Regions from separate parts of the Homo sapiens genome. Here region 1 is linked to region 2. Evidence: chromatin loops called from intact Hi-C (ENCODE). Cell type or tissue: heart right ventricle. All regions are shown on one strand. Links, peaks and the distances in the headings refer to the core of each region. The heading gives the core; the rest is flanking DNA.

The links. Hi-C counts contacts between places; a loop is a spot of excess contacts. Peaks named below come from ENCODE experiments on the same cell type or tissue, not always from the same donor. Only the 100,000 strongest peaks of a DNase experiment are listed, where the experiment ranks them.
Region 1: a loop joins it to region 2, with 1.8 times the contacts of the local background. A loop is called at or near these places in 5 of 110 quality-filtered maps.

Annotation. Positions count from the first base shown.
Region 1 is chr9:14,129,917-14,137,901 of GRCh38, reverse strand. The region is part of intron 6 of NFIB (nuclear factor I B); the gene reads left to right. Among named protein-coding and RNA genes, the nearest start is that of NFIB, 180 kb to the left of the region's middle. In heart right ventricle, for the core only: no CTCF peak of the experiment used is centred there; no DNase peak of the experiment used is centred there; H3K27ac peaks cover 1,246 bases.
Region 2 is chr9:14,195,109-14,203,093 of GRCh38, reverse strand. The region is part of intron 2 of NFIB (nuclear factor I B); the gene reads left to right. Among named protein-coding and RNA genes, the nearest start is that of NFIB, 120 kb to the left of the region's middle. In heart right ventricle, for the core only: no CTCF peak of the experiment used is centred there; a DNase peak (open chromatin) is centred at 3,774; H3K4me3 peaks cover 1,234 bases; H3K27ac peaks cover 4,790 bases.

The DNA.
Region 1 (7,985 bases), core at 997-5,996, 65 kb after region 2:
GTAGACTCCTTAGAGATTCATGCATGTAGTCCTTGCTCTGAAATCAGGTTAAAATCACTTTTCCATTTAATAAGATAGTAATAAATAATCCTAAGTTCTAGAATGTCTTTAGTAGAAGTGTGTGATATATGGCCAGTTTAAAATGAGCTATATTTGTCAAAATATAAAAATAAAGTATATATTTATTATCATACATATGTTTTCTTTTAGTTCTGTTCTAGTCTTTTTGCCTTAAGCCTAGTGCACTGTAATTGTGATTAGGAAACTCTAAATACTGGTGTGGTCTTAGACAAATCACTTAACTTCAGTAACTCTTGAGTTTTCCCATCTGTAAAATAACAAAGTTGTATACTAAGATTTGTGTTCTAATATTTTAGATTTTGAATCTATTGGAGTCCAAGAATTTGAAGATCTTCAGTACTTGAGTCTTTCCAAAGCCGTCATTAACATGGATCTTTTGGAAAATTCAGAAAGTTTTCTGTTTCTTAAATTATTTTTTGAATGTTCATTTTAAACACTCTCATTGAATAACAATAATTGGGCTGCTTATGTGCTTGGAGGCCCCGTATATTTTGCTTTATACCTGAGGAATGCGCAGTTCTCACAAATGCATGTCCTGTCCTGCACCATTCTGGTGCAACAAATGATTGATAGAGATTGAGTTATTATAACAGAACCTTGTTATGGAATCAGTGTCTCCTACTTTGAAAACAAATGACTCAGCCAGACAGCAACATTTATTTTCTCTAAATGACTAGGGATGTAGCAATGGGAGACCATTATCCTGTGACAATATTCGGTTTCATTGACATTATCTCACAAATGTAATTGGTCCATTACTAAATAGAGGTTTTGTTACTGATGAATTTCACATGATTTCTAAAACCATTAGGATAATAAATATGCCATCATAGTAATTTCATTGACAGAATGTTCTTTTTTTCTTCATTTACATTTGTTGGAGAAAAAAAATATAGATTTAGGTTGAACTTAAACACTACAATTTATACCAATTTTGACTACTTTTCCATTAAGAGCAACAGAATATTGTGCAGAGTAATCATATTTGCATTGAGCTGCTGAACTGATGACCTTAAAATTTTTGTAATTCTTTTTCTACCACACTAAATCACATCAAATCATAATTGTTCTCAAGCAATTAGTTTACTACCTCAGTGTAATGATTTTATTTGAAGTAAGTTCCAGATCATTTATAGGACTTTCCTGTAAATCCACTAAAGTAACACATCAGTTAAATCAACTCTAACCATTACCAGCGTGGATAATAACAGCATTAGTAACAACAAAAACCTTGAGATGTCTTGTAGCATAAATGTTTTTAAATGTATGGCTTTTCCCCAAATGTTCTCCTCTGAAAACTCATCTGTAATCTTGTTAAATTAGAGCCCTTCCAGTATCTTTCTGACTTTTACAGTTAAGGTTATGGTATTGATTTTATTTTATAGCCCATGGCTCTCAGATGCTTAACATTAATAAGACTCCATAGCCAAGAGGTTTTCCCGAGAGGCATGGTGAATAGCAGCTATTTACCTATGCCAGTGTTTAATAAGTGACGAAAATATGCTCCAAGTCCTGCATAATTGTTTGATGTTTTTTCTCTCTTTCAAATTAGGTTTACACACATTACTCAAGACCCTTTATCATTGTCTGTCTGTTAAAATGAAATTGCTTAGTGGACAAAAGCATTTTGAAGTGTTTTTAAAAAGTAGTTTTCATTTATTCCATATTCACTGTTTTAGCACTGTTCTTCATTATTCAAAGGATTTTTTTAAGTGTCTCTGGAAGACATTTGTGAGCTTCAAAGAGGTTTGCTTTAACTTGGTATTGGGTGTAGGTGTAGCCTCGAGACCTTTTTTATAGCGAAGTGATAAAATTGAGACTTGTAGGAACATGCTACTTAACCGTGCTTGGGCTAAAATATATGGCAAGAGAGACTTAAACTATTAGAAAAGATTTTACTTTACTGAGGAATACAATAATATGCTCAAGTGTAATTAAGATTAAATAACTCAGTAATTAAAGTAAGAATTTCATTTATTTAACACAAAGACCACCATACTTTCTCATTTGAAAAGGAACTGATTTCATAAATTTAAAAAAAATGGTTGAGAAATCTAATTGAAGATGACATCTTATCTCCTCTTAACGTAGCTTGCCATTTTTTCCAGTGTTATTTTAGAGTGTGATAAATGTAAATATATATATATAAGGAGATACTTTCTTAACATGGCAGCTAATTATTTTTTGAATCATCTGGCATCATCATCAAACTACTGTAGTGGGATTACATCCATATGTCTTGTCATAACATTCAGAGCTTTTTGTTAACTTGGAGTGTGTGGGAAGGACTTGTTCACATTTGCCACACAATCATAAAATTTTACATCTAGAGGAGTCCTTAGACACAGATATTTAGATATTCTTTTTTCTTCACTGTATTTTCAAAAGACATTGTTTTGCCTGTAGCCAACTAAATTGCAAATGTTACATTGAAGCATTTCATTTTACAGTTTTGCAATATCCAGTACCTAAACTAATATGAAGCTTTCCTTCTTGCAGTGTAATGTGGGACACCTAACAGGATTCAATATTGTCAGCCCAGCTTTGGGAATTATTTATAGTATTCTGTGGAGCTACAGGCAACAATTTTCCCAAAAATATCTATTTTACAGTTTTTACAGTAAAAGTAATAGTTATTTGTGGGGAATTTGAAAAAACAAACTTTCAAATATGAAGAAGAAAATAAAAATCACCTGTAATCTCATCACATAAAGATAACTTCTGTTAGTATTTCATTGTATATATGCTAGCCTGTTTTTCTATGTATTTTTCTGCATTTCGGTGCGTTCTATTTCTATGAATGTATTTTTGCAGTAAATTGAGCTTATATGATATATGCTATTTTGTAAGTTTTTTTGTCTTTATAATCTAATGGCATTTTACCATATCCTTCAATTTCCTTTTTTTTTTTTTTTTTTTTTTTGAGACAGAGTCTCGCCCTGTCACCCAGGCTGGAGAGCAGTGGCGTGATCTTGGCTCACTGCCACCTCCACCTCCCTGGTTCAAGCAACTCTTCCTGCCCTAACCTCCCCAGTAGCTGGTATTACAGATGCACGCCACCATGGCCAGCTAATTTTTGTAGTTTTAGTAGAGATGGGGATTCGCCATGTTGGCCAGGCTGGTCTCGAACTCCTGACCTCAGGTGACTTGATCCACCCGCCTCGGCCTCCCAAAGTGCTGGGATTACAGGCATGAGCCACCCCATCCAGCCTTCCACTTTGTAATGAGTACATAATATGCCACACTTTGGCTACACCATAGAATTTTAAATATCTACTTTGCTGATGAATATTTAGATAGTTTTGGAGTTTTTGTATTATAAAGAGAGATACAGTGAACATCACTGCATGTAACTCTGTGCCTAATCTGATTGGGTGATTCTTGTCTAGTTCTTTTCACTGTCCCAAGTCCCTAGCATACTGCCTGGCATGAAGTCACCAAGTAGAAGTTCAGTGAAATTTTGCTACGGGAATAAATACATTCCTACTGTAGAATTACTAAGTTAAATCTTATGTCCATTTCTAAGGCTTTTGGTAAATATTGGCATAGATCTTATCAATTTACATTCCCTAGAGCAGTGCCTGAGTGGCTTAACTCCATTGTTATAAGCCGTAATAATTTCAATGTAGCACATGGCTCTATAAGCAATTTCAAAGCATGTCCTCTGACAGAAATTTATAGAACATTCTTTATGGCCCTGTGACTTTACCCATGCACCTCTTTTTTATCATTTGAATTTTATTTAAACCATCAAGGAACACACCATGTGTCTTCTCCCCATGAGCCAGGATAGCTCCATTTGTGAAGAAAATGGAGAAATTGAGAGGGTATTGTACAAAGGATTGTACAAAGCTTTCAAGTAAAGGCAGAGCCTGCTTGGTCTCTCTCTCCTTTCTTCCTCCTTCAGGACACACACCCTCACCCATCATCAGTCCTTTATTTATTAGGTAAAACCTGTTAAAGTAAGGATTGCTGTCATTCTCTACATGGAGATCCTTAGAAATAAATACCTCAAAGCTTTGGACTGGGATCTTAAGTATCTGGCAGGCTAGATGCTGCCCCAATCTGGCCTTAATAGTTGTCTTATTCTACATAACACTCATACACTTATAAATAACCTGGACACTTTCCTCTCTTCAACACTGTTTATCCCAGGGCAAAAACAGAGGCAGAGAAATTGTGGTCTTTTTAGCTTTCAGTTGGCAGTCATCTTCTCTGCCTTCTCCTTGTCCTCTGGGAACAGAGCCCAAACTGTTTCCTTGTCTCAGGACTGACTCTGGATTTGTGGCCTGAAGTAAAAATGTCAGATTTCAGCTACAAAACTCATCCCACACACTTGATTTGGTAGCCTGTCATTTACTACCTTATTTATTTTAAATAACATTATTATCTTATACAGATGGTTCTTTTCTTTTTCCTGTTGTCTTCCAGCTTCCACCCAACATTTTAATGGAAAGCAGAAATATCCCAGTTAAGCTAAAGCTCATTTTTCTCTTTCAGTGCTGTGTTGCTTGACAGAGTTTCAATGGAGTGATGGATGTGTTGACCACCTTTGCCTTCACCCAGCAATGAATTTGGTCTCTGAAGAGGTTTTCAATATTCAGAGTTTTTGTTTATCTAGAAAACTCTTTTAAAAAAAATCTATGAAAGTCTAATACTTTCAAAAGTCCAAAAAATGAAGAACTTTGAAAATTATGAGGGTGTATCAACTTGATAAAACTTGTCAATATAATATAATCTTGTCAAATCCCAGCCATTGGACTGTCTCTAAGCTAAGTGTGCTTATGTATGTTCTTTCCTTCTCTGGTCTGTATCAAACTCCTCTGGTCAGTATCATACCAGAGGGTCAAAGTTAACAGAAGTTTTGCAACTGTTTTCATTACACTTTGAGTTTTCTTCTGCCAAAAAATAACAAAAAAAGAAGATGAAGAAAAAAAGGAAGAAAGGAAAAAAGAAGACCGTATGCAATGAATCAAGCCTATAATCTCAACACTTTCAAAGGCCAAGGCAGGAGATCTCGTGAGACTAGGAGTTCCAGACCAGCCTGGGCAATATAGCCAGACTTTGTCCCTACTAAAAATTTACAAATTAGCTGGGTGTGATCGTGTGCCCATAGTCCTAGCTACTTGGGAGGCTGAGATGGGAGGATCGCTTGAACCCAGGAGTTTGAGGCTGCAGTGAGCCATGATTGTGCCACTGCAGCCTGGGCAACAGAGTGAGACCTTGTCTCTAAAATAATTAAATAAATTTAAATAAATAAATGAAATTTACACAATAATAAAAGATAGAAAGGAAAAAGAGGAATCCTGTAAATTGTTTAGCAGCTTGATAATGTGAAAAATAAAGAAAATATGTAGATATTTTAACAATGATTATAGCTTTATAAGCACTTAGCAATAAAACAAACCTTAACGTTAAATACTGGAGAATAAAAGTAGCCAGCAAATGGTGACTTGTCTCTATAGGGTTCATTTAGACTTGTTTACAAGTTACAAGTATGGCATGTAAATAAGGAAGACAATTTAGGAATATGTAAAATAATTACACTTTTAAAACATTTTGAAGGAATTTACTTCTTTGTTAACCAGATAGAAATAGGACTATTCTATCCTAGAAAAAGGACTAAATCATAGGACTGGCATGGTTAATACATTTTAATTTAGTGATATGGTTTGCTGAAAATAATAGCTTCCAGAAATTCAAGAATTCTTGCGTGTTCTTACATAATTAATTTGAAATTGTTAAAAATTGTGTTACTATAGGGAAGAAAAGGAATTTTTCAAAAAAGAAAATTGTATGTTTTCTATGTAGGCTTTAGTAGTCTGATTTGTAACCTTAATCTACTCGAGCATATTGGAAAAGCTAACATATTGCTCTACTATATGTGAAAAAGGAGCAGGTGTCCCAGACAGGCAGGTGTTAAGGTGCTGTTTGAGCTTGCCCTAGATCACTAGTTGACTTCAATGAAGTTCTACTAACAGGTGGCTAACTGATTGGAGTGCCATGTGACATTTATCCCGGGAGCGACTTGGATGACAGGCTGCTACAGACTGAGGAAGGGGTCTTTGCTTTGATGAAGAAATTGCCAAAACTCATGTCTCATTAGTGTTTCCTAAGGTTCTTTGGAAGTGAACAACAGTTTAATTAAGGGCTGACGTAAACACGTTTCTGCACACTTTCCCTGCAGCATTTTATCACATTAGAATTGATCAAAATTGTTGCCTTGGGCTGACTTGAACAGATATACATCTGGAGCGCAATTTGTGCAAGCTGCCGATGAGTCGAGTACATACGCTGTGTTTCACAGCGACTCTCTTCCTTTGTAGATGAAATTACCTTGTTGGGAGATGAGTTGATCTAACTCTTTATTTGCTTAAGTCCTTATCTCTTTGAAGTGATGACGTGAAATAAATAACACATCAAGGCCTAGGATGTATATATGTTACAGTGCCAAAAATATATATAGTATGGTCAGGAAAAATCGTGTGATAATTTGATTTTGCAAAATACTTATTTAAAGGGATGCTTAAGAATAAATGAACCAACTTTATCAGTAGCCTACTTGAACTTTTTTCTTACATGGTGATCTTTTATTCCATATTCAACTACACGATGAGTTTCTAAAGTCATAGCTAATTTTCCAGTTATAAATGTAAACATGGGTGTACACATTGAAGAATAACACCATCAATGTGAATCTTTTTAAAAAAATTATTCTCTCTAATCTGTCATTAAGAAGAATTCTTTCTGCAATCCAGTATTATTATGATTGCAACTATTTAATGCATTTCTGTCTTTAATTTCTGCCCTCTCTACTAAACCATGAGCATCACCAAGACAGGGACCACGTGGTTTTGTTTGGCATCTTGATGCATAGCCATAGTTCCTCACACTTACTAGAATCTCAGTGATTGATTTTCTTTTCTCTTTGCTTTACAGTCAGCTACTTCTCATCTGGTGATATTTATTCATGGAACATGAATTTTAAGATATACTGGCTATGGTTATTTTTCTCATCCTGCACTACTAGTCATCACTTCATAATACAGTTTCTTTCACATGCCAGAGATTCTAAAATAAGCTGCCTAGACACGGTGCCTGCTTTACCTCTTCTTTCTTTCATTTCTACTTTTTTTTTTCATTCTCTTCCCAAGTAGCATATTCTTCCAGCCTCTACATCTTTTTGTGTTTTTGGTAAAAGCATGTTCCTTAGGAGGTAAGCCATTAGTCACCTTTTTAAAAAAAGCATACGCAGTGGATACAAGTAAATAACAATGAAAAATTCATCAAGCAATATAAGATACAAACAAAAGATCATTAATGAAATCTAGATCTCAGGGATTTCCAAGAGAGATTACTTAAGGAGAAAACAAGTTTGTTCAGTGGATAAAACATTGTTCTATGCGTGGAATAAGGAGAGTGGAAATGCCTCATTTTCTAGTTCAAGGGAATGTCATAGATCAGGGATGGCACAGAGTTAAAAACATATTTCTCCTGCTCCTAATGGAAGCCATAAGAAAATTAGCTTCACTGAAGTTTAAACAAAATGGAATAACAAAGAAAAAGAGCTATTTAAAAATGTGATACTGTGGTAGATCTTGCAATGAGAAAGATACTGTTTGAAGGATACGATGCCAGCTGCTGGTTTTTATAAAGTGCCATGGAGAGGAAGGCCTGGAGGAGACTAGGAAGAAAATTTTTGGTTCAGCCAGGTACAAGTGAAAAGGGCGGTGAGAACAGAAAAAAAAAGTCAAATTTTTGGAAAGTTTTTTCTTCTAAAATCAATTCATTTATAAATTATTACTTTCTAAATCAAATTTAAATTGTTCTGTCTGATTTTAAGCCATCACTGGCCTCTACTTGTTTCTCTTCAACTACCAGCAACTCCTGCCTCCCTCCCACCA
Region 2 (7,985 bases), core at 1,322-6,321:
ATAGCTACAAAAAGACACTCGTGTTGATGATCATTCAAAAAGATAAATGTCCCCTGCAAGGCATGAGACTGTTTCAGAGATAAATTCCCAGTAACAGTTCTTACAGATGTAATTGTAATAATTGTGTGATCGCCATGATAATTATTCTTATGGAGTGAAAGAAATAATTTTCTATGTAAGTAGCATTCAACTGTTCAGCTCACAAAGCTAGTCAATAGATCGTTTTCAGCTAACCTAAAAAATGGTAGAGTTCATGGAGTTGTAAAGCTAAATTTGGTATTAATTGACATTGTGAAGGTGATTTTTTTCATAAGAAATATGACATCACAATCCATGATATCTCTTTGCATAGATTTGCTTACCCATTTCTCAGATACGTTAGAGAAAACCATATAAAATACTACACATATGGGTCGTTTTTCTAAAAGACAAGAAACGTAGAACCGATATTTTTATGTCATTCCATTTAGAAACTTTGCTTTGGTGATGATTTTTTTAAATTAGCTTTTGTTTTTTCTTGAGGATGGGTTTGAGTAGCAGAAAACCAATTCTTAACGATGTTTTCTCTCAGTACTCCTTTTGAGACTTTCATGTAGTGTGGCTCCATCAATATTCTATAATGGGATGTGACCACAAAGTAATTTTCATCCTAAAATAGTATTTGACTCTTCAGCTCCCGAACTAGTCAGTAGACCCCTTTCATCTATTCTGAAAGATAATGGAAGTCGGAGAATTTTAAAACTGTGGTCTCATTATTTTATAGTCTCATTATTTCATGCTGCAATAGCTGTTGTGCCATCATACCACCTTTACACATTCTGCTTATCACAGCTAAACAATGCTTTTGCAGTCTGTGGCTTTTAGTCTCTCATGTTTTAGTTGCTATAAACAAAAATTAAATGAAAAAGTTTGTCCCACTGCTAAATCTTTGTGTGTGTGTGTGTGTGTGTGTGTGTGTGTGTGTGAAAAGTATCAATTTTATCTTCAAAATATAATGATTACAGATTCTGCTTATTTGTAAATTGTATAGAGAGCACATTTTACCTGCTAGCAAGTGAATGAAAGTCAACATTGTGCAAATGAAACCATAAGCTCCATGAAGACAAGAACAAATCATCTTTTATTGACTGTTGTAGACTGAGTTCCAAGGATGATACATGGACCACTGTAGGTGTTCAGTCCTTTTCAAAAAAATAAACGAATGGATAAATATCATCTGTATATGTCACAATCAGAATATTGAATGTTAATTACCTGTATAAATTGATAGCTCATTATGACTTTTTTTTTTTAAGGTTACTTTGTCTTTCTTTTGGGAATTAATGCTCTTTGTCTCAGTTTCTTCATGGATAGTACATCCAAGATAAATTTGTATGCCATTTAAATAGATTCCCAAAATTATTCAGGGTAAGTTGGGATACAGGAGGTCACAATCTTGGAGAGAAGTAATGTATAAACAACCAACTATAATGCACTGGTCGGGCCCTGCACTAAAGTGTGAGCAAGACCATGTGGGCCCCAGAGGGTGGTCTCATTAGATGGGGCAATAAGGTTCAGGAAGGTTGTAACAGACGAAATTCAAGAGCTTTTAAAGATGAATTAGGCGTTTGTCTTGCATCAAATAAGGGATATTCCAGGCATAGAAACCTTATGAGCAAGGGCACAGACCTGCAGTTGCACGGCATATTCTAGGACTGTTAAGAAGAATATTAGGAAGTTGGGTGTGGGTGTGAGGGGGAGGGTAAAGGGTGATGGTTTCTGTGAGAGTGAGGCTAGGCTGGGGCCAGGTTATGGAGCACCTTGAATGCTGTACTAAGGAGGTTGTAGATTATCCTAGCTAGCAATTGGAAGCCACCAAGGTGTTTTAAGGAGTGAAGTGTTGTGATTCCTGGTGGCTATGCAGAGGATGGAGTCTGGTTATAGTGTGAAGAGTGAATCATAATGGCCTGAGGAGGCTGAGGCTATTGTGAGGTAAAAATGTGAAGCTCAATAAGGGACTTAGCACCAGTTGGGATGGAGATGGGGAAATAGGCTTGAAAGGAAGATAGAGTCTGGGCTGACAACTGAATGTGAAGCTTTGGGGAGTTGGGGTTTCTGGAATGAGCATTTTCAGCTTGGGAAACTGAATGGCTGTGAATGCCATTAATTGAGATATGGATTGGTTGCGGGGAGGCAAGAGTGTACAAAGGTTGTGCACTAGCAACATCAGGAGGAGTTTTGCAGTTAAAGAAGAGGTTAGGGCTAGATATGGAGATACAGAGTTCTCAAAAAACGGGTAGTATTTGTAAACATGGACCTAGCTGAGTTTGCTGAGGGGGAATGTACAAAGACAAGAAGATGGCCAAGTTGGATGGATCGTCTTTGGGATCACCAACATATAAGGGACCAACAGAAGAGAAGGAGATAGCCATCAAGACAGGAAAGCAGCCCTCAGAAATAGAGGATTGGACCTAAGAAAGGAGTGGTGCCCTAAAGGAAAAGGGAAGGAGAATTTCCAAAAGCTAGGGATACTTAGTGTGAAAAGTCAACTAAGTAGAGTCTGGGAAAGTCAAGTCGTGTTTTAAAAAAAATAGTAATTTTGGAGCTGAAACACATACTTAGACTTACCGATCCTGAGAGCTAGTGTTGGGCATGAGGATTATTATTTTCTTATCTCACATCGTGATCAGAGAGTATGTGAGTTTTGGTATTGTGTTTTATTCCTTGGTCTAACTTCACTGAAACAGATTCTGGGGTCCTGGGTTGCTTAAAGGATGAATATTCTGTAGACTTTAAGAAACTTCTGATGAAAACAGTGGATTATGTTTATTGTAATCTTTCTCTTCTACCAGTTCTGAGAGGAAATTTGCATTTTCTTCATCAAATTTCACCATTGACTACTATATTTTAAGGAGGAGAAGCTAATTTGAAATTTTGCTTTGAGTTTTGAAGAAGGCATGAACAGTTTCACAGAAAATAGAAGGAAATATGCCCAACTACTGAGCACACCCCTTTAAATTGCTCTTACCAGGCCTTCAGACCTAGGGGCAAAATTATGCTCCAGGCTCCAGGTCCCTGGATTCACTCTGTTAGCAGCAGCAGTAAGGAACAGTTTATTTGGACAATCCCTTCTGCTCCTGTTCTCCCTGCGTGATTCCCTATTTTAGCTGTAAAAGACTCAGAAAGTGGTGATTTTATGCTAGTACATACAGAAATACCTTAGCAAATATGATTGAGCCAACTAATGTGTAAGTAAAAACAATAGCTGAGTGGAAACTGGGTGCAACTCTGCAGTCTCCTTGGATATCTTCAGGAGTTTTGTGAAATTAAAAAAAAAATGGATCCTGGATCCTCCAATGAACTGAAGTCATAATCAGTCTGCAATGTTGACTTGAGAATTTCTTTTAAATAAAAATAAATGACCAAGTGGAAGTCTTATTAGCTAAAACCAAAAGCACAAACATACATGGCCCTTTCACAAAGTAAAACGGCTATAAGCATAATGAGACTCCAACACATCTTTACTTTTTTTGCTGTTTTGTTTTTAATTTTTCCAGCTCTTAACATTCTAAGATGCTGCCTTACCACTTCCTTAAGGAAACACAAATGGGTGAGTTAAGTTTTTGAAAGTAAAGGAGGATCCTGTTTAAGTAGATTAGGGTCTGGCAGGCCATTTAACTTTATCAGGCATCTAAAGCCGAGGATGTACACTGTAGCCGGCTGTGAGTTGCCAATTAGCTGGGCTTTCCCCACTGTTTCTGGTTTGGCAGGGATGAGGTGGTTCACCCTGCCGCACTACTGCCTGCCAAGGACACATGGCCAGCTCCCGGCTTCCTGTCTTCCTCTTTGTGTCCTGGCCTTGCCTTCCAGGGAGCTGCCAGAACACAATTGCCAAAAAATCTTCCTTCAGAAAGGTCAAGTAACCTCAAGTCACCTATGCCAATATTTGTGTTTTCTTTTTAATCCTTCTGTGTTCGACTTGGAAAAAGCTGTAGAAGCGAACTTGCAGAATGGAACCTGGGTCACTTTGGATCACTTGGATAAAGCAACAGAACCCAAAGAATCCCTTGGCCAGTCAGGGTGTGATGTTTTGAGTAGAATTCTATTTAAAGCTCTGTGAAGTGTGATAGAGTTCAGAATGGTTCAGTGTGGATTTGGATTTAGTTGCTTTTTAGGATTCACTGTACACATGTGATTTTTGGCCAAAGCTGGTGCATCACATGGCAGGGAGAGGGAGAAAAGTGGAGATTGGTTTTGGCTTAAGGACTGCATTTTTGTTTGTTTGTGTTTTCAGGACTCTATAGTCACATACTGCCTTTTGCTTTCCAGTTTGGTGTCTGTGAGCAAGCATCAGCAGCCAAGTCCCTTGTACACTGGCTGAGAACAATGTGCGGGAGTTACCTGGGGTGCTTGTTGAGAGCGCTTTCTTGGCCCCAGCATTGCTGTACGAGTCCCAGTCATTGCGGGTGAGGTCGAGGAATCTGAATTTCTAACAAGCATCTCAGGTGAATCTGATGCTCACTAGAATTTGTGGACTGAATGTCACTGATTGTGAAATGACAATAAGGCAAGTAGCATTTATTGTCATGATACGGCAAGCTGTTCTACTTCTCCTTTAATTGGTCTTTTTGGAGCTCTGTGTTTAATTGGAATCTAGATTATATGCAGATCTCCACTGACAACAAACACTTTTCTGAAAATTGAACTTTTAAAAACCTGTTAACATAAGAAACTTTATCCAAGTAATTGTTCCAGGTTTAAACTCTAAATTTTAGGATGATTTATAAGGCTTTTTTAATGACACGTAGAATGCCATAGTGAACATCCGAAACGACTTTAGAAGGCTCCCTCCCCGTAGCCCACACTGTGAATCATGCTCCTTGGAGACGTGCAGTGTGATGGGCCTAGTGATTTCTGTTATGGAAGGGAAACCCCATTTCTCTAATACTTCATAAAGCAAAGCTTTTATTATTTACTTTGAAAAAATTCCATTTGAGGAATATGGAATTCTTAAAGTGCCTAAACCTGAGCCACCTACTAATTCTTATGGCTGTTGGTAATGAATATAGGGGGCAACGTGTATTCTGTCTGTAGACTCCAGGAAAGTTCAACGTAGCCCCAACATTCCCTTTTGGCTTTTCATGTAAAATTGTCCATAGCACTTTCTTCCTAAGCTCAGTTTAATTTTCTTTTGTGCCTTTTGTACCTCGAGATATGCTGTCTTTCTTGGTGAGAATGGTCTAGCCGTGAACCTTTTCGTCATTGTTTTGTAGCATTCGTAGAGTGAGGACCAGATTAACTGTGTAATTTACCTTTTTTTTCCCCAAGTTATTTCCAAAATTTGCTAAAGCGCTGCAGCCTCAGGGACACCTCTGACTTTCTGACACAGCTAAGAAACACCACACTAATTTGGAACACATGTTCTGTCAAAGTTTACCTATAGCCTTGAGTTCCAAATTTGCAACTTCAGCATCTTCTGTTGAAAATAAACAGCATATTTTTTCTTAAGCTCCCTTTTTGCCTCCCCTTGAACTCCACAGTCTTTTATAAATAGTAATAAGGAAATGTGGTTATGGGTATAATTGCCACAAGGCAATTGTACCCTAGAGGACTGATAGAATTTTCTTTTCTATATCGGAGGGCTGGGCTCCATCAAGAAGATCCATTTGCAAATAACTCAATTGGAAGAATAACAACAGTGTCTTTATTTTTATAGCAACTTTCCCTATAGAGATCACAGTACAGTGTGTTAGGGACATCCTATCAGATTCATTGTTCTAATACCCCAGTGGACTGGAATAAAGTTTTATTATAGCTTGTTTGAGACAGGAGAGTGAGACTGAGAAAGGTTAAGGGTCGTCCCTCAGATCCTAAGAAAGTCAGAAGGGGAAATGCAATGAAAAATCAAGGTTTTTCTATTACTCTGCAAGTTGTCAAGCTCTGCATTCCTTTCTGGTAATTGTAAAGGGTCAGAATAAAGCACAACCTATTTCGGGATTGCAAAGTAATGTAGATGAAAATGCCTCGAAAATAGCTAAGGTATTCTTGCTATCTTTATCATATTTAGTACAAATGGAAGGTAAGAAAGAGCCTTATTGTCAGTATCTAATTGTACCAATGTATATGAAATGGATTTTGCACATTCTTGATTGATTGGATTCAAACTGCCAAGTTGTCTTAATCATTAATAAAAGACAAATGGAAAATAACATTTATAATTCTGGATTTAAAGGAATTCCATACGATTTGACAACAAATTTTGAACAGATTAAGAAGCCAAAGATCAAAGTTACTCTGATTACATAAACGGCCTAAGAAAACACTTAATTAAGTAGTCTGATTTTTCTTTTTAAGGTTTTACTTGTAGACTCCATAGTTCTGAGGGTAGGAGTGATGAACTTAGGCTCTGTTTTTTTTTTTTTTTTTAAGTTAGAATAAGAGAATTGGGAGTAAAATTACTACTAATCTTTCAACCTGATTTCAAGGAGCCTTGGAGGACACATTCTGTGGGGAGTAGACACAATTAACTTGATGCTCCTAATTACTGTTGTTTGATTTGTGATTAAAGGTGGTATATTTTGGTGTAGCGCTTTTGGCTTCTCAGGTGTCCAGTGTGCTGCTGCTGGGGAGAGTAGGGGGTGGCAGCATTCCCTCCCTTAAACAGGAACCCCCTTCCGCAAACTAGAAGCTGAGATATCAGAAATAACCCACATTTAGTCAGACCTTGCCTTCTAATGAGAAAAAGTGAAAAATTAGGCAAAACATAAACACACGGCTTTTTAAAGCTCTCTTTGATTTTCAAAGTTCTAGAGTGGGTTCATATTTTTTCACTTTAACCCAAGCGAGTGAAGCTATCTTTCACTTATAGATCCTCCCTGAGTGCCTCATGGGAGGAGTAATGGCCTTGAGACTTTTATCTCATCATCACTGCACCTCTTGTTATGTCTTGATGCTTAATGAATGTTAAGCTGAAAACTAATCCAGGTAAACAGGTGAACGGAAAATTAAGTTCAACCAGCGTGAACATAGAAAAAAAAAATCCTTCATTTAGGAGCACCATTAGCACTGCCAATGGACTAAGGAGACACATGCTGTTCCCTACCAGGTGATTGGATCATATCAGCTAATTTATTCTATTTTTAATAATTGCTGGATGATATTAATAGGGAACTTTCAGTTATTATTTTATTATTATGCATTTTCTTTTGCAAAAAAAAAAGTTTAAAAAACATTTTCTTAAATACCCCACCCCCTTTTTCCTCCCAATGCCCTTACTAGATTCCTTTGTCTATGTTTGCAATGTCATTGTGTTTTTCATGGTGTGACATACATACCCTTAATGCCATAAAAGATTCCTGCTCTGTGAAAAGAAAGTTGAACAGTGTTGTCACTTTGAAAACACAGTGATAGCTTTGAATGGGAGTCTAATGTGAGGAGGAAGCTTTGGCTTTGGGATCCAGATTGCTGTAGCCAAACTTCCAAATTCAGATTTGGTCTGCAATCCTGGCTTCACTGCAGTCATTTATATCGACAGTGAATAAAGAAACCTAAATAAACAAGAATGAAGTGGCAACACAATAAAAGTCGTCTCATATGTGCTTTATACTTTCAAATAAAAATTAGAATTTATCATTTTCTTTGAGATTATTTCTCTGTTTCGTGTGCTCACAAAATTAGCTTGATGTTTTAACCCATCTTTATTTCATTAAAGTATTCCTTAGATATGGAGTTTTCTAAAAAATACAATATTTTGTCAATAAGATGGAAAATGACAAGCATTATTTCCTAAAAGCACCACAGGAGAGAGAAGCATTGTGCATTTATTAGGTAGTGACAGAGCTTTGCAGATGGATGAAGGAAGCTGTAACATCAAACCTTGCCATCTCTGGCGGTTTAAATTCTCTGTAGGTCAGTTCTACCAAAAGTTTTTTGTTTTTTGTTTTTTTTTAACTTCTTTTGCCAGTTGATTGGTCCTATGAAGTAAATTAATGGTTTCAGTTCAATTC